Regions from separate parts of the Homo sapiens genome. Here all the other regions are linked to region 3. Evidence: chromatin loops called from intact Hi-C (ENCODE). Cell type or tissue: IMR-90. All regions are shown on one strand. Links, peaks and the distances in the headings refer to the core of each region. The heading gives the core; the rest is flanking DNA.

The links. Hi-C counts contacts between places; a loop is a spot of excess contacts. Peaks named below come from ENCODE experiments on the same cell type or tissue, not always from the same donor. Only the 100,000 strongest peaks of a DNase experiment are listed, where the experiment ranks them.
Region 1: a loop joins it to region 3, with 8 times the contacts of the local background. A loop is called at or near these places in 2 of 110 quality-filtered maps.
Region 2: a loop joins it to region 3, with 2.3 times the contacts of the local background. A loop is called at or near these places in 3 of 110 quality-filtered maps.

What each region holds. Positions count from the first base shown.
Region 1 is chr4:137,527,698-137,534,630 of GRCh38, reverse strand. PCDH18 (protocadherin 18) reads left to right here and starts at 2,137. Exons shown (of 4, transcript NM_019035.5): 1 at 2,137-5,029; 2 at 5,811-5,899; 3 at 5,990-6,153. The coding sequence starts at 2,543. RefSeq lists an enhancer at 2,109-2,228. In IMR-90, for the core only: a CTCF peak has its summit at 3,369 (motif pointing right); DNase peaks (open chromatin) are centred at 3,310 and 4,210; H3K4me3 peaks cover 2,500 bases; H3K27ac peaks cover 2,207 bases.
Region 2 is chr4:138,916,297-138,923,229 of GRCh38, reverse strand. All of the region lies in intron 2 of LOC105377448 (a long non-coding RNA gene), which reads left to right. Among named protein-coding and RNA genes, the nearest start is that of NOCT, 96 kb to the left of the region's middle. RefSeq lists an enhancer at 3,873-3,932. In IMR-90, for the core only: a CTCF peak has its summit at 3,917 (motif pointing right); a DNase peak (open chromatin) is centred at 3,949; H3K27me3 peaks cover 208 bases.
Region 3 is chr4:138,086,604-138,093,536 of GRCh38, reverse strand. LINC00616 (long intergenic non-protein coding RNA 616) reads left to right here. Exons shown (of 11, transcript NR_037866.1): 7 at 2,498-2,594. SLC7A11-AS1 (SLC7A11 antisense RNA 1) reads right to left here and starts at 4,523. Exons shown (of 7, transcript NR_038380.1): 1 at 4,231-4,523; 2 at 2,557-2,703. In IMR-90, for the core only: a CTCF peak has its summit at 2,871 (motif pointing right); a DNase peak (open chromatin) is centred at 2,886; H3K4me3 peaks cover 345 bases; H3K27ac peaks cover 312 bases.

The DNA of each region.
Region 1 (6,933 bases), core at 2,089-4,588, 560 kb after region 3:
TACAAGTTATTTAATATTTCAGTAAGTTACAGTGAAGCTCTTTTTCACAATGATTATTTCTGTTCAAGCCCACTGTCAGAAATAAAAGAGCTTTTTATTATTTTTACTTTTTAAGCATAAAAAAAATCCGTATCAAGGTAATCAAATCGATTGCTCTTGAAGTTTTTTGGGGGGTAGACTTATCAAATTCTGAAAGAAAATTTTCCTAGAACTAATGGAATTAGGTTACCTTTGAATTCTCACCCCAACTTTGAATAGTCACTAATTCCTTTCTTTGCTCTTTTGGTGTTTGCAAAGGGGTTCGCTAAAGCCTGAATTGATATAATTATTGGCTCAGATTGTTAGAGATCTAGGCCAGATGGCTATGGGTTTCTAAAGTCCCCCTTGCTTGTGGTAGTTTTCCTAGTTTGCCTATAGGGTTTGGGGATCAGCAATTTGAAAGGGCTACAAACTTGTAAAACAGTATTATTCATGGGGGCAGAATGTTCATCAGCGTGACCCAGTACTAAATACATTCATTATAGGCATTTCTATTCTGCACAATTTGCCACACAGCACTGATTTCAGGAGGGGGAAAAAAAGACAATGGCTTATAAAATGCTTTTGAATGCCTAAAAAGAAGGAGAATTCACGCTGAGACTCCTCTGCTTTCTTTTTTGGAAAGAGCCTTCTTAGTGACTTTAGCTGAGCTCTGCTGAGAGTAAGCAAAGTGGAAAAATCAGAAAATTACTTTTTTTATATGTTTCTGGGGGGCAAAATAGACAGTGAGAAAAAATAAATGGAAAAAAGTGACAATGACATTCTGTGAAACAGCAAATATGCAAGCGGATGAAGACAGCTGAGGAATAAGGAAAAAGGTATGAAAAAAAGCAGCAAAAATGGAGCCACGATGATAAACTTAAAAGGAATTGCAGAGCAGAAAGAACATCATAAATAATCATATTTTCAAATAAGAATACCGTATCAGTTTCTGTGACCTGGATAGAGCACAAGCCTCCCATGATATTTCCTAGCATTTTGATGCATACAAAATGCAATTTTCAGCTCAGGCATTTGATTTGTCAGTGTAAACAACCTTTGGGGTTTTTAAAATACATATCTGAAGTGTTTTCATAAATAATGCATATATTATAAAAATTTGACTTGTAAACTATTGAGTCCATGTCCCCCCTGTATTCACTGCAAAGACTAGCCATGTATAGATAGTGCCTTTTGGTAGAAATTGGCATGCTAAAGCTTGCAGTGTCTTTTACCCAAGATAAATAGGATTTTTTTGAAGTACAGGACAAAGAAATATTACAAACAATTTTGCCCAAACTCAAGGAAAGAAATCATACAAGGTAGAACTATATTGTTAATTAGTTCCAAATTCTGAGGTGTTCCCTTAAGTCTTGCTAATTAAGAGAAATGAAGAGTGCAAGATAGCCCTTTTTTTATCTTCAAAGAATAAAGATGAAAGAAAACAGAAAATGAAACCTCTTTACTTGCTCCGTTCTTTAAAAACAGAGCCCCAAGAAAATCTGCTTGTGCTCCTGGAAGGAGAAAGGCCCAAGTATTTACAGAGGGAGTGGGGAAGGAGGTGGTCTGAGAAGCATAATTAGAAGCAAGTTTTCAAATTGTATTAAATTCCTCCACCAACAAAACGCACTTAGAGGTATTTTAAGTTAAACTAGCACTTAAGGACTATGAAAAGCAAGATGATTACATGTCTGTGGCAGAAGAAAGGGCAATTAAGAAAACAAGAAGAATTTAACGTGCCATATAAATAAAGGCGACCAGAAGTTGATTTAAAGTTTTTCTTCTGTAATTTGTCTCCCCTTTGTCATGGCACGCTCAGAGAAAGTGAATGCAGTAGATTGAAAGGCGGAGGGGGAGTGGGGAGGAAGAAGGAAGGAACAGGGAAGGACTGGCTCCCATCTCCTCCCCCAGCCCCCACCAGCCCATCTCCCCTTCTCTCCCTCGCGCACCCACCCCCGCCTTCCTCCTTCTCCGTCTCTTTCTCTCTCCCACCCTCCACTCTCGCCCTCCCTCCTTGGGTGACTCCATCAGCTTTTGATTTGGAAGCACGCTGATTGGCTGGAAGCGATTCAACACACGCTGGGCAAGAGCTTTGTCTGAGTTGAAGTGAAGTTGTACAGATTTTAGACTGGAGTCAGCAATCACGGGTGTTTAGTCTGCAGCCGAGCAGCTAAAGGGAGAAAGAATCGCTCAGGAAAGACACACTGCAGACTCCACCGGCACCCTGCAATAGATGGATTCCGACTACACAAGGGAGAAAACGCGGAGGTGACACTCTCCTGCCTGGAAAGAGGACGAACGACCAAACAAACGCAAGGACTGGACTCCATGCCGAAGGTATCTGGAAGTCGTGACACGGTGTGTATAAAACAAAAGTTTGCGAGCTGTTAATTGCTGTGCTGTGTTATTAAGAGACGCTTTCAAGTTTCAAGTACCAAATGTAGCTTTACGTTGCCAAAGGAAGTTGAGGCAATTGCTTTGCTGTTTTAACTTGCTCTGTGAGGGAAATCTCATAAACTGACCAATGCACCAAATGAATGCTAAAATGCACTTTAGGTTTGTTTTTGCACTTCTGATAGTATCTTTCAACCACGATGTACTGGGCAAGAATTTGAAATACAGGATTTATGAGGAACAGAGGGTTGGATCAGTAATTGCAAGACTATCAGAGGATGTGGCTGATGTTTTATTGAAGCTTCCTAATCCTTCTACTGTTCGATTTCGAGCCATGCAGAGGGGAAATTCTCCTCTACTTGTAGTAAACGAGGATAATGGGGAAATCAGCATAGGGGCTACAATTGACCGTGAACAACTGTGCCAGAAAAACTTGAACTGTTCCATAGAGTTTGATGTGATCACTCTACCCACAGAGCATCTGCAGCTTTTCCATATTGAAGTTGAAGTGCTGGATATTAATGACAATTCTCCCCAGTTTTCAAGATCTCTCATACCTATTGAGATATCTGAGAGTGCAGCAGTTGGGACTCGCATTCCCCTGGACAGTGCATTTGATCCAGATGTTGGGGAAAATTCCCTCCACACATACTCGCTCTCTGCCAATGATTTTTTTAATATCGAGGTTCGGACCAGGACTGATGGAGCCAAGTATGCAGAACTCATAGTGGTCAGAGAGTTAGATCGGGAGCTGAAGTCAAGCTACGAGCTTCAGCTCACTGCCTCAGACATGGGAGTACCTCAGAGGTCTGGCTCATCCATACTAAAAATAAGCATTTCAGACTCCAATGACAACAGCCCTGCTTTTGAGCAGCAATCTTATATAATACAACTCTTAGAAAACTCCCCGGTTGGCACTTTGCTCTTAGATCTGAATGCCACGGATCCAGATGAGGGCGCTAATGGGAAAATTGTATATTCCTTCAGCAGTCATGTGTCTCCCAAAATTATGGAGACTTTTAAAATTGATTCTGAAAGAGGACATTTGACTCTTTTCAAGCAAGTGGATTATGAAATCACCAAATCCTATGAGATTGATGTTCAGGCTCAAGATTTGGGTCCAAATTCAATCCCAGCCCATTGCAAAATTATAATTAAGGTTGTGGATGTTAATGACAATAAACCTGAAATTAACATCAACCTCATGTCCCCTGGAAAAGAAGAAATATCTTATATTTTTGAAGGGGATCCTATTGATACATTTGTTGCTTTGGTCAGAGTTCAGGACAAGGATTCTGGGCTGAATGGAGAAATAGTTTGTAAGCTTCATGGACATGGTCACTTTAAACTTCAGAAGACATATGAAAACAATTATTTAATCTTAACTAATGCCACACTGGATAGAGAAAAGAGATCTGAGTATAGTTTGACTGTAATCGCTGAGGACAGGGGGACACCCAGTCTCTCTACAGTGAAACATTTTACAGTTCAAATCAATGATATCAATGACAATCCACCCCACTTCCAGAGAAGCCGATATGAATTTGTAATTTCAGAAAATAACTCACCAGGGGCATATATCACCACTGTTACAGCCACAGATCCTGATCTTGGAGAAAATGGGCAAGTGACATACACCATCTTGGAGAGTTTTATTCTAGGAAGTTCCATAACTACATATGTAACCATTGACCCATCTAATGGAGCCATCTATGCCCTCAGAATCTTTGATCATGAAGAAGTGAGTCAGATCACTTTTGTGGTAGAAGCAAGAGATGGAGGAAGCCCGAAGCAACTGGTAAGCAATACCACAGTTGTGCTCACCATCATTGACGAAAATGACAACGTTCCTGTGGTTATAGGGCCTGCATTGCGTAATAATACGGCAGAAATCACCATTCCCAAAGGGGCTGAAAGTGGCTTTCATGTCACAAGAATAAGGGCAATTGACAGAGACTCTGGTGTGAATGCTGAACTCAGCTGCGCCATAGTAGCAGGTAATGAGGAGAATATCTTCATAATTGATCCACGATCATGTGACATCCATACCAACGTTAGCATGGATTCTGTTCCCTACACAGAATGGGAGCTGTCAGTTATCATTCAGGACAAAGGCAATCCTCAGCTACATACCAAAGTCCTTCTGAAGTGCATGATCTTTGAATATGCAGAGTCGGTGACAAGTACAGCAATGACTTCAGTAAGCCAGGCATCCTTGGATGTCTCCATGATAATAATTATTTCCTTAGGAGCAATTTGTGCAGTGTTGCTGGTTATTATGGTGCTATTTGCAACTAGGTGTAACCGCGAGAAGAAAGACACTAGATCCTATAACTGCAGGGTGGCCGAATCAACTTACCAGCACCACCCAAAAAGGCCATCCCGGCAGATTCACAAAGGGGACATCACATTGGTGCCTACCATAAATGGCACTCTGCCCATCAGATCTCATCACAGATCGTCTCCATCTTCATCTCCTACCTTAGAAAGAGGGCAGATGGGCAGCCGGCAGAGTCACAACAGTCACCAGTCACTCAACAGTTTGGTGACAATCTCATCAAACCACGTGCCAGAGAATTTCTCATTAGAACTCACCCACGCCACTCCTGCTGTTGAGGTAAGATCATAAACCGCATCAATTCATTGCAATGTTAGGTGTTAGTGTTCAGGAATTGTGTTTACTAGTTCTTAAATGTTTTCATTAATAAGTAACAATACTAATACTGTGCAAATTAAGTAGGATACAAGTTACATTGTGAATATGTAGCAAAGATGCACACTTTAGCATACTGTTTTTAGTTTTCCTTAAGTAAATAACTTCATATAATATGTGTAATATTGAAAAATAAATGTGAAGGTCACAAAGGACTATGTAATTAGAGTCCCCTTGCTTCCCAGATTAAAATAATGGGAAGCCAAAAAGTAGAGACTTGCTTTATTTTCAAGGTTATAGTCTTTACTGAACAAATAAAAAAACTGAGGCCTTCAGACTTCTATTTCAATGCATGCTATGTTTGTCCAAGTTTGGAAGATTTCCTGACATTTTTTAAACTACATGCATTGCAGTGTTGTATTTTACAGTATTTTCCATGTATTTTTACAGGTGGTCACTTTGTCTGAATTATAAAGAAAATAAATCAGTTATTTGAAAGGGAGTCTTCTTTCACAAAGTAAAAGTCAGTTGTATTAGGTCATCCAAATCTCTCTGAGATATATTTTAGTTATAGTTGGTAGCTGGCTGCGTGGTCCGCCACAGTCCAGCATTTGCAAATCTTTTAAATAGAGAGAATATATTCAATTACTTAGTTGAAATAGCAAGCAACTGTTTTTCTTGCTTAAAGATTGTGAGTGTTTGGAGGCTTGTTTCCGGGAATCAGTTCTGTCTATTTGGTTTCCAGCAGGTCTCTCAGCTTCTTTCAATGCTTCACCAGGGGCAATATCAGCCAAGACCAAGTTTTCGAGGAAACAAATATTCCAGGAGCTACAGGTATGAATTATTCTTGTGTTACCTATTAAGTTTCAACATAAATGCTGAAGAGTAAAAACTGTAATTTTTTTTTGTGATTTATCTTTCCAGATATGCCCTTCAAGACATGGACAAATTTAGCTTGAAAGACAGTGGCCGTGGTGACAGTGAGGCAGGAGACAGTGATTATGATTTGGGGCGAGATTCTCCAATAGATAGGCTGTTGGGTGAAGGATTCAGCGACCTGTTTCTCACAGATGGAAGAATTCCAGCAGGTAAGAGGGTAGTGATAGAAAATCTTTATTTTCAGGTCTACCGTGACACCAGTAAAATGAAAAATTTCTCTCATGCTTATATTTCTTCTTTATTTGTCCCTTGCACTAAAGTATTTATAATATGTTTTATAGTATGTTCATCACTGTTTAGTAATGAACAGAAACTGAAACATTTTAACACTGTTTTCTTAAATTTCATTAAGCGGTTGGAAGAGAACGAGTAAGCATGACAGCTTCATAGGACAAGAAGAAAGGGGTGGGGAAAAATCAAAAAAACAAACACTTTCCCCCTCTTTCCACCTCATCCGATACAGCCATAGAACACGGTTGTGTAACTCTTTGCAAAATTATTGGGTGGTGGTTTTTATTCAGTTAAACTGTTTTGGCGCAGAGTGGTGAACCGGACTGTAATTTGGAGGATGCATTTCCTGTGATGGGCACCAACTCACAAAATCAGAGACTAAAATACACTGGAAATTGTACACTTCAAGCATTAAAAATAGGAGAAGGAATGCATCTTTGTAGGTGGTAAGCACAGAATATTTTTGCCAACATTTCATTTTGCTATAGTAGAAGAGGCACAGGGACCCAAGAGTGGAATTTTTAAGTACACAGCTAGATAGAAGAGATGCTATTAAGTTTCGAACCACGTTTTCCTTGGAGTTCCTTCCCTCTAATTCTGCAATAGGAACTCTCTGAACTGACTAAATACTGATTATATTATCCTAGCAGCCCCACTACTAAAGACTGCAATATTAAATCAACCTTAGGAATACGTGT
Region 2 (6,933 bases), core at 2,959-5,458, 830 kb before region 3:
AAGATTATAATTCAGAGTCGTAAGAATTTCCAAATTAGTAATAAAGCTTCTTTATATACTATTAGTACATTTCTTATTCTATTAGCAGAAACATAGAAAGTAATATCAGTGAGGACATCCACTGTGGGAAGCAATTCGATCAAAAAATCAGGGAGTGCAAACCCGAGTGTCTGCTTTGGTCACTTAGAGAGTGTACACTTGCTCATTGCAGATATTGGAAAGTAAATGGGGGACAATTTGAGGGAATCACTGGGTCCAGAGAATAATTTCTGATTTCTCTTGTCTGTCCCCTTTTACGTTAGGCTCTGTTATTTTTTAAATGTCTGGATTCTGGATGATAAGGTTAGAATTGGTGCTGATTTTATCACCGGGATGATGTATCCTTTAGATTTTCCTTTCTATTTTAGGGTTTTATGATTAAGATGAATTTCAAAACTTAAGCAAATATTAAATTCAGAATAATCAGTCTGGGCTCCTATGAAGTCCTATGTGTGTTCTCTCCCTGTGGTACGGATGGCCTGTCTCTCCAGGCACCTTCCTGGCCTCTGCTTGGCATTCTTCCCATGGGCATCTCCATGGGCATGTCCTTGCACTGCACATTTCAATTTCTGGGAGGATGCCCATCTCTGGGTGCTCTGATGTGCACCTGGTTTTCATGCCTTTCCTAAATGCTCCCCCAGCCCCATCAGTCTCATGGCGGATACTGCCTGAAAGGGCCTATCTGGCTCAACCCTCATGTTGTTATTACTTTCTTTCCAAAAAGACCTATTGAGCATCTACTATATGCCAGATTTTGGACCAGGAAATGGGGACACAACAGAGAAAAACATAGACTCAAGCTTCTGGACTTTCAAGATTCTCAAATTTTTATAGCTTTTGCTGAAGAGAAACTAAGATCTATTCAGCTTTAAAAAAAATGTTTTTAAATTTTTTTATTTTTCGAGATGGGGTCTCGCTCTGTCACCCAGGCTGGAGCACAGTGGCACGATCTTGGCTCACTGCAGCCTCTGCCTCCGGGTTCAAGTAATTCTCCTGCCTCAGCCTCCTGAGTAGCTGGGATTACAGGGGTGCACCACCACACCCGGCTAATTTTTGCATTTTTAGTAGAGACAGGGTTTCACCATGTTGGCCAGGCTTCCATTCAGCTTTAAGATGACATCTTTTTTTCTAGCATGATTTCCTTTGTGAATCCACAGGGGAAAAATAGGAAATTAAAATGCACAACTGTAAAAAAAAATCATAAACTTTTCTTTCTTTCTATTTTTTTTTTTTTTTTTTTTTTGAGACAGAGTCTCACTCTGTTGCCCAGGCTGGAGTGCAGTGGCACGATCTCGGCTCACAGCAACCTATGCCTCTCAGATTCAAGCAATCCTCCTGCCTCAGCCCCCCTAGTAGCTGGGATTACAGGCACGCGCCACGATGCCCAGCTAATTTTTGTATTTTTACTATAGACAGGGTTTTGCCATGTTGGCCAGGCTGGTCTCGAACTCCTGACCTCAGGTGATCCACCCACCTCAGCCTCCCAAAGCACTGAGATTACAGGTGTGAGCCACCATGCCTGACCAAATCATGAACATTTTGAGCCTCTTTTATCACCTGTAAAATTATGGCAACATTCAAAATACCTAGACTTATCAATTTAAACTTTTAATGTACCATTATTCTAAATGAAATGATTAATTACATGACTTTGTATGAAAAGAAAAATAATTGTGGTTCTTTCCTACCCCGAACACCTTCCACTAAAGTAAACTTCATGTGTGCCACACAGCCACGTATAACACCAGCTATTTTAGTGCCAATAACAAATAATTAGTTTGATTATATAGATTGTTAATGTGTTATATATATGTCCTCTTCCTAGAGGGTGAGGACTCTTTTTCATATTTGAGTAGCTAGAACATAGAAGAGTTCAATAAATATTTGTTGAATAAAGGCAGATGGAATTTAGGAAGCATAAAAATGGGGTGACCCTTTCCTTTTTTTTTTTTTTTTTTTGAGACAAGGACTCACTCTGTTACCCAGGCTGGAGTGTAGTGGCTCAATCTTGGCTCACTGCAGCCTCAACTTCCCCGGGTTCAACCCATCCTCCTGCCTCAGTTCCCCAAGTAGCTGGGACTATAGGTGTGAGCCACCACACCTGGCTAATTTTTGTATTTTTTTTTTTTTTATAGAGATGGGGTTTCACCATGTTTCCCAGGCTGTTCTTGAACTCCTGGGCTCAAGCAATCCACTCACCTTGGCCTTCCAAAGTGCTGGGATTACAAGCATGAACCACCACACCTGGCCTGACCCTGTTTTGAAGTATGGTGCTTAGGATGGAAAGAAGGGAATGAAAATAGAAAGCTAAGGGTCCCATACATGTATTGCATGTTTACTCTACCTCTAACTGTGCTAAGTACTTTGTGTACATGACACAGAAGAACTCATATTTAATTTCATGAAGGAAGAAGCATCAGTTTAATTTTACAAACATGGAAACCAAAGCTTAGTGAGGTTGTGCCATGTTCAGTCACATGCCTGGCAAAACCATAGCTGTCACTCAGGTCAGAAAATCAGATTCACTTCAAATTTAGTGCCAGTTGTCATCAATATGTACTGTATCTTACAGACACGCTTTCTCAATGCTTGAGTTTGGGCAAACCTTGCTGGCAGGGTTCCTCCCCACCCCCTAGCCTGTGTCTCGCCTGTGTCTTCTGGATGCTAAGCCTGTGAATATTAATATTGTGACAGAGAATATCAAAGTGTGAGTTTTCCTTGAAAGTCATATATAGTTTGGGGAAAGGAATAATTTGATGACATTTCTGATTTTATTTACTGTTAGGGTTTTTCTTTTTTATTTTGGCAACATCTGGCAATAGGTCTCTGCATTTAAACACAAATCCCTAATGAGTTATTTGGAAATGAAATGATTGTCTTATTTTAGGAGATAGAGAGAGAGAGAGGGAATGGTGAAAGCTTTCTTGTGCTTATGTCTAGTATCAGTATCAATCAAATATTTTTAAAAATTTTGGGTTTTAGAATAAAATCTCACTTTCAATTTTGGGAATCTCTGTTTCTTCCTTTGCCTTGGGCCTTATTGATTTATTTTTGGGTTACTGCACATTTTCTTGCAATTCTGGATGGTGGAAATGTTTGCCCTTTAAAAGCAGGGGGCACTCTGGGTACAGACTGATGCTTCCTTCAAATCTGGAGTGAGAGAATTTTCTTCCTGGCAAGGGCCCCCTCCCACCTGCTCTGCTGTGGACATTGAATCCCCTCAGGGTGAAGGGTGGAGAATTAGCACGAATACTTAAAGCGGGTCTTGCTTACTCCGAAAGGAGTGAGGGACGGTTCTTCCCGTGCCTCTTTCAGTTTGGAAGGACATCCTAGGATGGATGTCATCAGTTCCTTGATGTAAGGAAGAGAGACTAATAAGAGGCATAAAAACTTCTTTTCCCTTATTTCACTTGACTCTTTGCGTCTGTCACAGATCCTGCTGGACTGACAGAACATTACACAAATAACCCTCCTTCTTAAGTAGCGACGGGGCGGCGGTAGGCATTTTTTCATTTAGAGTCTATCAACTGAGAATTGATAAAGTCATCTCAGAACAACTGTAGTTTGACCCTGACCTGACAAAAGAGATCGAAAATGTCTCGTGTGGAGAGAAGCAAGGGGGCTGGGAACATCATTGCCTCAGAAAGAAGCTTCAAGTCGGCTAAGGGCTGACACCCAAGCACCCCGCGAATGTGTTTAATAACTGGAAAGCAGATAGTGAAAGAGCAGTCAATAAACAATTGTGGTTTAATAAATTATTCATTTTAACAATACGTCCAGTGTTTGCCCAGAGATGGGAGAACGGCTGTAGGTTTTTTCCCCATCTCCTCGTCTGGTCTGAACCTGCCTGGATGCTGAGTTGTTCGCCATTCTGGACGGCAGAGGGCACTCGTGTCACACCTGAAAAGGGGATTGGCTGAGCCTTCCCAGCGCCTATCCGTGCTTATGAAGGAAAGATAGCAGAGATAGGAAGACGTCGAGAAGACGGAGAGAGGAAGATAGAAAACGAGTGGATAGCCCCGGAAATGAAAAATATATATTTCTCACAGGCAGATCAAATTCAACCCTGCACTGAAGCAAGGCATAAAGAAATAAATAGAAAACAGTCGCTCTATATTTCTTGGTTAAAATAATTTATTTATTTGAAGATCGTAGGATGACAGATTTGGAACAGTCGGGACAAAGGCAAGGAGATATTCAAAAAAATTTAACAGATTTATTTTCATCTTGAAAACCGAACTCTGATTTTCAGGAAATACTCTTAGGTATCGAGCGGTTCTCTTGGGCTTCACTGCCAGGGATAAATCAAAAATGCCTTACAGCTACTGAGGGCCCCTGGGCCGCTTGGAACAAAATCCCACCACACTTTAAAGCATGCCCTTCATGGAGATGAATCCCTAACATCAGTCAAACTCTGTCTTCACTTCTGTTCTCATGGCTCTGTGCTACGGCCTGATTTTATTTATGATACTGTGTCACATGAGGCGAGGCTCCTATTGTGGGTTGAGAAGGGCCATTGTACTCCCTGGGATATTTACTGTATACCTAGGGCGCTGAGGTATAATCTATCCTCTGCAGTAATGCAGATTCTAAAACGAATGGTATTTATTTATAATAACACGCGAGGCAGCCCACAGGGAAGTGTCATCTTGTTTGTAATCAATCCCAGTGTGAGGCTGTTGTTGCCGCACAATCAGCCTTTGCATTAAGTGACAAACTGGCTTCGTCTTCTTATTCTGACTGTCATTTTTCTTCGATGGGGATACATCATCTCTGTTACAAGGCCTTGGAGCTGAGTACCACACACAGACACACACAAATGCATGCCCCATGATCGCACTCAGGAAAAAACCCACGGTCTCCCATATGGCTGTAAACAAACTCTAGTTTCTACCAGTCCTGATGGTGAGCACGAATATGTTGAAAGAAGCAGGCACAGCAGAAGAGTTCGTTGTGCTCGTGGTCATGTAAATGTTGTATCTGGTGAAGGTGGGTCATTGTTACAGACTGAATTGCATCCCTTCAAAATTCATAGGCTGAAGCCCTAGTAACCGTTTTTGTAGACAGGGTCTTTTAGGAGGTAATTAAGTCTAAATGAAGTCATAAGGGGGAGCCCTATTTCAATACTACTAGTATTCTGATAAGAAGAAGAATAGATACTAGGGAGGTGGGTGCAGAGTTTTCTGAGTGAGCACACAGCAAGATGGCGACCATCTGCAAGCCAAGAAGAGAGGCCTCAGGAGAAACCCAACCTCTGGCACGTTGATCATGGACTTCCAGCCTCCAGATCTGTGAGAAAATAAGATTTCTGTTGTGAAAGCCACCCAGTCTGTGGAATTTTGTTATGGCAGCCTGAGCAGACTAACGAAGAAATTGGTACCGGGAAATGGGGATGCTGCTGTAACAAATATGTAAAAATGTGGAAGTGGCTCTGAAACTGGGTAATAGGTAGACCAAGCTTGTCCAACCCACAGCCCATGGGCCACATGAGGCCCAGGATGGCTTTGAATGTGGCCCAACCCAAATGTGTAAACTTTCTTAAAACAATATGAGATTTTTTTGCCTTTTTAAATTTTTTATTTATTTTTATTTTTATTTTTTAGCTCATTAGCTATGGTTAGTGTTAGTTTATTTTATGTGTGGCCTAAGATAATTCTTCTTCCAATGTGGCCCAGGAAAGCCAAAAGATTGGACACCCCTGATGAGGTCTATGCTAGAAAAAGCTGACATTGCTGTGAATCTCAATTGTTAAAAGTAATTCTGGTGAGAGCTTAGAAAGAAAAGAGGAGAGCTGTTAGAGAAAGCTTCCATCTTCTTAGAGAATACGTGAATAATCATGAACAGGATGTTGGTAGAACTATGGACGGTTAAGGCCATTCTGGTGAGGTCTCAGATAGAAATGAGGAATATGTTAGTGGAAACTGGAAGAAAGGCAGTCCTGGCTATAAAGTGATAAAGAAATTGGATGGATTGTGTTTGTGTTACGGTGTTTTGTGGAAGGTAGAGCTTGTAAGCGATGAAATTAGATATTTAATTGACTTCTAAGCAAAGCATTAAAAAGTGGCTTGATTCCTCTAAAGTGCTTATAGTAAAATATGAGAAGAGAGAAATGAGTTGAAGAAAGAATTGTTAAGCAAAAAGGAACAAAAACCTAAAAATTTGGGAAATCCTTAGCCTGTCCATATCGCAAAAAATGAGGAAGTGTGCTCAGGAGAGAACACTAAGGATATGGTTGACTAGCCATTTGATATGGAGGCTAGTGTGGGGGTGAACCACAACCTATTTAGCCAGCCTAGCAAAAACACTGCCAGTTTGAAGGGATGGAGACAGGATGAAATGAAGAAAGGCTGCTGGACTTCTTAGGTCCTACAGGAGTGAACCATACAGCAATTTGGCTGCAAAACCATGCTCTTCTTCTAGATGAGGGAATAATAACACTAAAGGTGATTTGGAGATCATCAAGCCTGCCTCTTTGGTTTCAAATTATGGGTGGGGAACCCATTACCTTGGTTTCAACAGGCCGGATGGTGGCTGCCTGGAGCTGTAGGGATGGGGTCACCCAGAGCGCCCATCTTGTGGGAGCCTCTTTTTCTCCCTTGCTAGCTTTGAAGAAGCAAGAGGCCATGTTGGGGAACCCCCTGCAGCAAGGAACTGCAGATGGCCAGTGGCAGCCGAGGGCTACTTCTGGCCAATATTCAGCAAAATACTAAAGCCCCCACAGTCCTACAACCACAAAGAGCTGCATTTGCCAACAATCAGAGTTGAGAGCAGATCCTTCTTCAGTTGAGTCTCAGATGAGAGCGAAGCCTTAGCCGGCCCTCGATTGTATCCTTGTGAGACCCTAAACAGAAGACCAGCTAAGCTATGCCCAGACTCCTGACCCACAAAAACTAT
Region 3 (6,933 bases), core at 1,675-4,174:
GTACCCCTGGATGGTCATTTAACAAATATTTATTCAGTAGCAACCAAGATTCATGCTTTGTGCTAGGTGTCAGGGGTACAATGATGAGCAAATCTTGACATGGTCTTTGCTTTTGTAGCACTGATAATTTAATGGTACAAACTGGACAGTCACTGCTCAAGATAATTCTATAAGCTTGTGTTACAGGGGAACCCTCTGTTGTCCTGGGGTGTGTGTGTATCTGTGTGTCTGTGTATGCAAGGAGTTTTGGAGGAGAAAATGGGAAAGGTAGGAAAAGTCTTACTTCAGCAAGTGATATTTCAGATGAGCTCTAAGGCAGAGGTAGGTGTCAAAGAGCACAGACAAAGGAGTCCGTGCAGTGATTCCATAGCAGGAGAGAAAAGTGTGCTTGAGAAGCGAATGGAAGACAGTACACCTGGAGTGAGGAATGTGAGGTTCAGAGTGACCAAGAGGAGCCTGAAAAGTAGACAGGGACCTGAACTTGCAGGATTTTCTCTGATCTGAATAGCGATGAGAAATCAAGTGTGTGGCTTTAAACAGGGATGACATAATATCATGATTAGACACGTAAAGGAATACTCTGGGTGCAGTATGGGTATGAACAGAGAGCGGCAAGGTATGTTATTGAATTGTTGCAGTGAGAGTTTGTTGTATGGATATAGAAATAGGTAGATAGAGTTATGAGACATTTAGGAATTAATATTAATAGGACTCATGATTGACTGTTGGTGATGGATTGAACACTGGGTGTGAGACAGTAGAAAATGTAAAACAGTGTTCTTATATTTCTGGTTTGCATAGCAGGATATACATAAATATGTATATATATTCATCGTGTATATACTGAATGAGAATAAGATTGGGGCCAATGATCTTAGACCTATAATATTTGAGGGGCCTGACACACATTCATATGAAGATGTTGAGTGAGAAATTAGACATGAGGATAAATAATAGGAACTGGTTTGGTGATGAAATAAATATGGAAGTCATTGGTCCATAGATGGGAAATGAGGTCCATTATGTGGAAAAATGCAGACGGAGGAGAGAAGAGCCCGAGGCTGTGCACGGACAGACATCAGCACATGGGGTAAAAGTGCCCTTTGAGAAACAAAAATAAAATCCTAAGTCCCTAAACCAACTGAATAGACCCCTTCTTGCCCAACGGGACCTCAGAGAAACCTTAAAAATGGAGTTCACAGCCATGACACGATGGGAGGTCAGATGTGCCTCGTATACCTCCTCCCTTGCTAACCGCCACTAGGTTCTCTTCCCTAGGTGTTTAACAGTAACCAGCCCTTTTGAAAGATTCCTTCTGCCACCTATAGGAACCAACTGCCTGATGCTGCCCCTCCCTTTCAGTTTTTTTTTTTAATTTATTTTTTATTTTCATTTTTTGAGATGGAGTTTCACTCTTGTTGACCAGGCTGGAGAGCAATGACACGATCTCGGCTCACTGCAACCTCCACCTCCCAGGTTCAAGTGATTCTTCTGCCTCAGCCTCCCGAGTAGCTGGTATTACAGGTGGCTGCTACCACACCTGGCTAATTTTTTATTTTTAGTAGAGACGGGGTTTTGCCATGTTGGTCAGGCTGGTCTCAAACTCCTGACCTCAGGTGATCCACCTGCCTCGGCCTCCCAAAGTGCTGGGATTACAGGCGTAAGCCACTGCACCTGGCCCTTTTCACAGTTTCGACACAGCAACTGACCAGCATTCCTTCCTGATAAGAGACCATTGACCATGAAGTGCTCCTGGGGCCCGTCTTTGTAGGCTGCCACATAGAGGTTCTTTGTGTCCTCTGGTTCACCTTTTGATGTATAAGGTCTAATTGTAACACATTTAAATGTTAAGTCTTCATCCCAGAGTGAACATGGGATGCATGTTACACATGCTGTGCCTCCCCTTTGTGAATATTTATATCTCCTTCTATGACCTGCTGAATATGTATACTTAGCCACCCTGTTAGCCATAAATCCATCTTATTTTTCCTATCCTACCCTCTACATGCCTGTTTCCAGCTTCTAGCCAGAGGCTACACTTCTCAGTCTGTCAGAATGGTCGCCGGCAGGCTCCAACCCTTCATGAGAAGAACCTTTAAGCTCTCCTTTCAGATTTATGAAGTTAATCACTCTTCAGTTGACACCCTAAAGTGCAGTCAGTAAAGTGTGATGCACTCAGCAAGGACTTACTAAAGGTTTATGGGACCAAAAACAAAACTGGTAAGAGGAAAGAGCACCCTTCAGGCTCTCTGACTTCTTGCCAGCTTAGTCTTGGGTTTGTTTTTACTCTTTAGCTCCATTGCAATGTTTGGCTGGATTTCTCTGGTTCTGATAATCTTGGGTATTAGGTATTTGATGAGGTAATTCAAATAGTGTGTAAAGTGTTTCTTATTGATAAAATGAATTTTGGATACTCTACTTCACGCTCACACTAATTTTTCTTTGTGTGCTTTTTAATACTTAGCAAACTCTATTTTATCTTAAATTCTTCATCTAGGAATCTGCCCACCACTCAAGCCTGGGAAAGCTGGCAGAGGATGCACGTGTTTTACTCACCTGAGTGTTTACAATGCTCGTGAGGTGCCTCCCTGATAGTAAGTGCTGCTCTTTCTTAACATTCTTTTTTCCTTTAAAATTTGTTTCAATCCATGAGGTAAAAAATAATGACGATATAGATAGACGAACAGTTCATGTTGTTTTTCCCTGCAGTCAAATAGACAAAAATTTCAACACAAACTTTTATTCCTGGTATTTGGCTTAAAAGTAAACGTCAGCTACGTCAAGAAGCTAATGGTGTTCTCTGCATATCTCACCAGTTACTGATTCTTCTACTTAATATAAAAATGCATTTCCAAAATCTTACCACTGGGGGGCAGCATCGTGCAAAGCTAGCCTTTAGTTTTTCCTTCCTGTGTCCAGTATAGAGTGCTCCTAATATCTATCACAGACTGGTGCTGTGCCATTAATGGAAGAAGAGCGAGCGTGCGTGCGTGCGTCCGTCCGTCCGTCTGTCTGTCTATCGGTCTATTTTCCCTTTGCCAAATTCTTTCCTCTTCCTTTTTTTCCCAGTTCTTTGTGAGTTAAAACTTCTGTTTTTGAAACTTCCAGGAGCTTAATTAATAAACATGAAAACCAAGTTGAAGCTGGCACAAAGCCCTTTTTTGCTCAACCACTTGGGCATGCTAGGGTAACTGTAGTTATTTACATTTGGCATCCAACTGACTCAAAGAGCAACACTGCTTTTTTCTTTCCCCCCTATGAGTACCGAAGCTATTAAATTAAACAGGTTAATGTGGCTACAGCATTTCGCCCCCTACTATCCCCCAGCTATAGTAAATCTGCCACCTGTTTATTTCCATAAAAATTCAATTACAGCACCACGAGTTATTCTTCTTATGTGAGCAATTAACTTTAGGCAGTTTCAGGCCACAGAGAAAGGCCAGGCTGGCCTGCTCCTTTCTTCTTCGCTCCCTTTAGCCGCAGGTCGTTCTTTCGCTAAGTGACTGTGCTCCTTCACACCAGTGAAAAAATGAAAAAGGAAAGAATAGACTAGACTGCTGGGCACTGTCACGCCAATGAAAAAGCAAAAAGCGAAAAACCGCAAACAATCTTCTGCCTCCCTATGCCCAAGCCTTAGAGGCCCGGGGAAGTTAGCAGCAAGCAGGCAGCCAGGACCACAGGGGCACACCGGTGTTGTTCAATAGCACACCAAAATGAAGAAGAAATTACTTGCAATGTGTTCATTTTCTTTCTTCTTTATATTTGTAAAAAATGTGACCAAGAAGGGAAAGGCTGGTAAAATGCCACAGCGTTCTGGCTAAAGCAACAACGCAATTGTGAAGAGAGAAAACTGCATTCATCCACATGTCCCAGCAAGAGCTATCACCAAAGGCATTGTGAAGCAGTTGAGCAGTTACATCTGCTCTCCTTTAACAGGAATGAGTCTTTAGTACCCGGTTGCAAATGTTGACTTTTACCTTTTCTTTAAATGTCTGCTACTCTTTGTCATATTTCTTCTCCTTCTCTCCAAATTCTACCAATAAAAGTAAAAATTACTGAATCGTACATCTAGTGATTTTCTGCATGACCTAATTGTCGAACAGGTATTGAGGTACTTGCTTTCCATCGATCCCTGTAATGCCATTGACACTGACTTATATTTCTAGTAAATGTATAAACATGGTTTTAAGAGTGGGTTAGACTCTGAAATAATCTTTGAGTAAATCTTACCCCAGGTTCAGGTTAAAACAAATACTTCTTCGTAAGTAGGTTGGTACCAGTTCCTATTGAGAGGTGACAGCTTGCTGGCAGCCCTCGCTGGCTCTGGGCGCCTCCTCGGCCTTGGCGCCCACTCTGGCCGCGCTTGAGGAACCCTTCAGCTCACCGCTGCACTGTGGGAGCCCCTTTCTGGGCTGGCCAAGGCCAGAGCCGGCTCCCTCAGCTTGCGGGGAGGTGAGGAGGGAGAGGAGCGGCGGCAACGGCGCGGCGGGAACCGAGGATGCGCGCGGCGCTTGCCAGACAGAATGAGTTCCGGGTGGGCGTGGGCTCCGCGCGGGCGGGAACCGGGGCTGCGCGCGTTGCTTGCCGGGCTGCGCGCGGTGCTTGCGGGGCTGCGCCCGGCGCTTGCAGGCCAGCACGAGTTCTAGGTGGGCGTGGGCTCGGCGGGCCTCGCACTCGGAGCAGCCGGCCGGCCAGCCCGCAAGCACCGGGCAGTGAGGGGCTTAGCAACTGGGCCAGCAGCTGCTGTGCTCTATTTCTCGCAGGGCCTTAGCTGCCTCCCTGCAGGGCAGGGCTCGGGACCTGCAGCCCACCATGCCTGAGTCTCCTCCCTGCTCTCCTCTCCCCGCTCCCCCGCCGTGGGTTCCTGCGCGGCCTGAGCCTCCCCAACGAGCGCCGCCCCCTGCTCCCGGCGCCCGGTCCTAACGACCACCCAAGGACTGAGGAGTGGGGGCAAACGGCGCGGGACTGGCAGGCAGCTCCACCTGCGGCCGGTGCGAGATCCACTGGGTGAAGCCAGCTGGGCTCCTGAATCTGGTGGGGACTTGGAGAACTTTTATGTCTAGCTAAGGGATTGTGAATGCACCACTCGGCACTCTGTATCTAGCTCAAGGTTTGTAAATGCACCAATCAGCACTCTGTGTCTAGCTCAGGGTTTGTAAATACACCAGTGGACACTCTGTATCTAGCTAATCTAGTGGGGACGTGGATAACCTTTGTGTCTAGCTCAGGGATTATAAATGCACCAATCAGCACCCTGTCAAAACGGACCAATCAGCTCTCTGTAAAACAGACCAATTGGCTCTCTGCAAAATGGACCAATCAGCAGGATGAATAAAAGCAGGCTGCCCCAGCCAGCAATGGCAACTGTACAGGGTCCCCTTCCACACTGTGGAAACTTTGTTCTTTCGCTCTTTGCAATAAATCTTGCTACTGCTCACTCTTTGGGTCTACACTGCCTTTATGAGCTGTAATACTCACCGTGAAGGTCTGCAGCTTCACTCCTGAAGCCAGCCAGACCACGAACCCACCGGGGAGTAACGAACAAGTCGAGAGTGTGCCTTAAGAGCTGTGACACTCACCGCAAAGGTCTGCAGCTTCACTCCTGAGCCAGCGAGCCCATGAACCCACCAGAAGGAAGAAACTCCGAACACATCCGAACATCAGAAGGAACAAACTCAGGACACACCGCCCTTAGGAACTTTTAACACTCACTGTGAGGGTCCGCAGCTTCATTCTTGAAGCCGGTGAGACCAAGAACCCACCAGTTCCGGACACACTATCGAAGTGTAGTTATTATCAATAAATTCAGAGAATAAGAAAAACATCAAAAGAGAAATAATTAGGGTATAAATAGATGATACAACCCAAGGGCACCTTGAACCCCTATCTAGGACAGGTGTATGGAGGGCTCAGATTACTCATCCAAATTGTCATGTGTCTGAGTTGATTCCTGAGCAACATTAGCTCAGGCAGTGTTGCTGGGCAGGCATGGATGTCAGATGTCGGCCATTCCTAAAATACTCCCAGGGGATTAAGTGAGTATATAAATATCTCCCTCCTGTGTTCCTGCATCTGAAGGTGCCCTACACCCGAGAGCATTAGTGTGCTGCTAGGATAAAAGAATGTAATAAAATGGACTTTGAAGGCACATGTCAAAGGAAAAAATACAGTCTAATTAAATTTAATCATCTTTTAAATGGTTACTCAAAAGAGAGACTCTGTTAGAAGTTCAAAAGGCCTATATAAATCCTCCCGAGGCAAGTCCATACCGAGAGCTCACATATGGCAGTTGGAAGAGTAAAGGAAAATTTAGAAAGTTTGTTTCATCTTGGTAGGGCTGATGGGACTTTAATGAAGACAGACCAGTATCACATGGCCCTGAGATCACATTCTCTGCTGTCAAATGGGTTCAAGTTCACAGTCTTGAAAATTGTCCTTTTCCTATATTCAAATGTTCTCATGAGCCCTTTTCTTTTCAGTTCAAAGTAGATGTTAAAATGAGTTTTAAGTGTTTATTCTTTATCCTAGATTTTGGGCAGATGCCTAATTTCCATAGCTTCCTTACCTCCTGAAGAGTTTCAGGCTTTTTGCTTCTGCCAAAATGTAGCAAACCTACAGCTTGGTACTTTGAAGTTTGAGTTAAAGCAAAACTAAATGGACCATGTTTATCTGATCAATTAAGGCATTGCCTACATCCTCAGTACTGATGTTTCTCATTTAAGCAGCGTTCTATACAATCCTCAGGAAATTAACAACAGAAATAGAGTTTGGGGAAAGGGGGGTCATTATACAAAGAAATGTAGGAAGAGTGTGGAAGAATTTGACTAGGCTCCAATACAAACTGCATAAACTGGTCTCCAGTGTAAACTGAAGAATGTCTTTGTAGAAGTGGGACTGTAGAAAAATATTTTTTAAAGTTCCAAAAATAGAAGT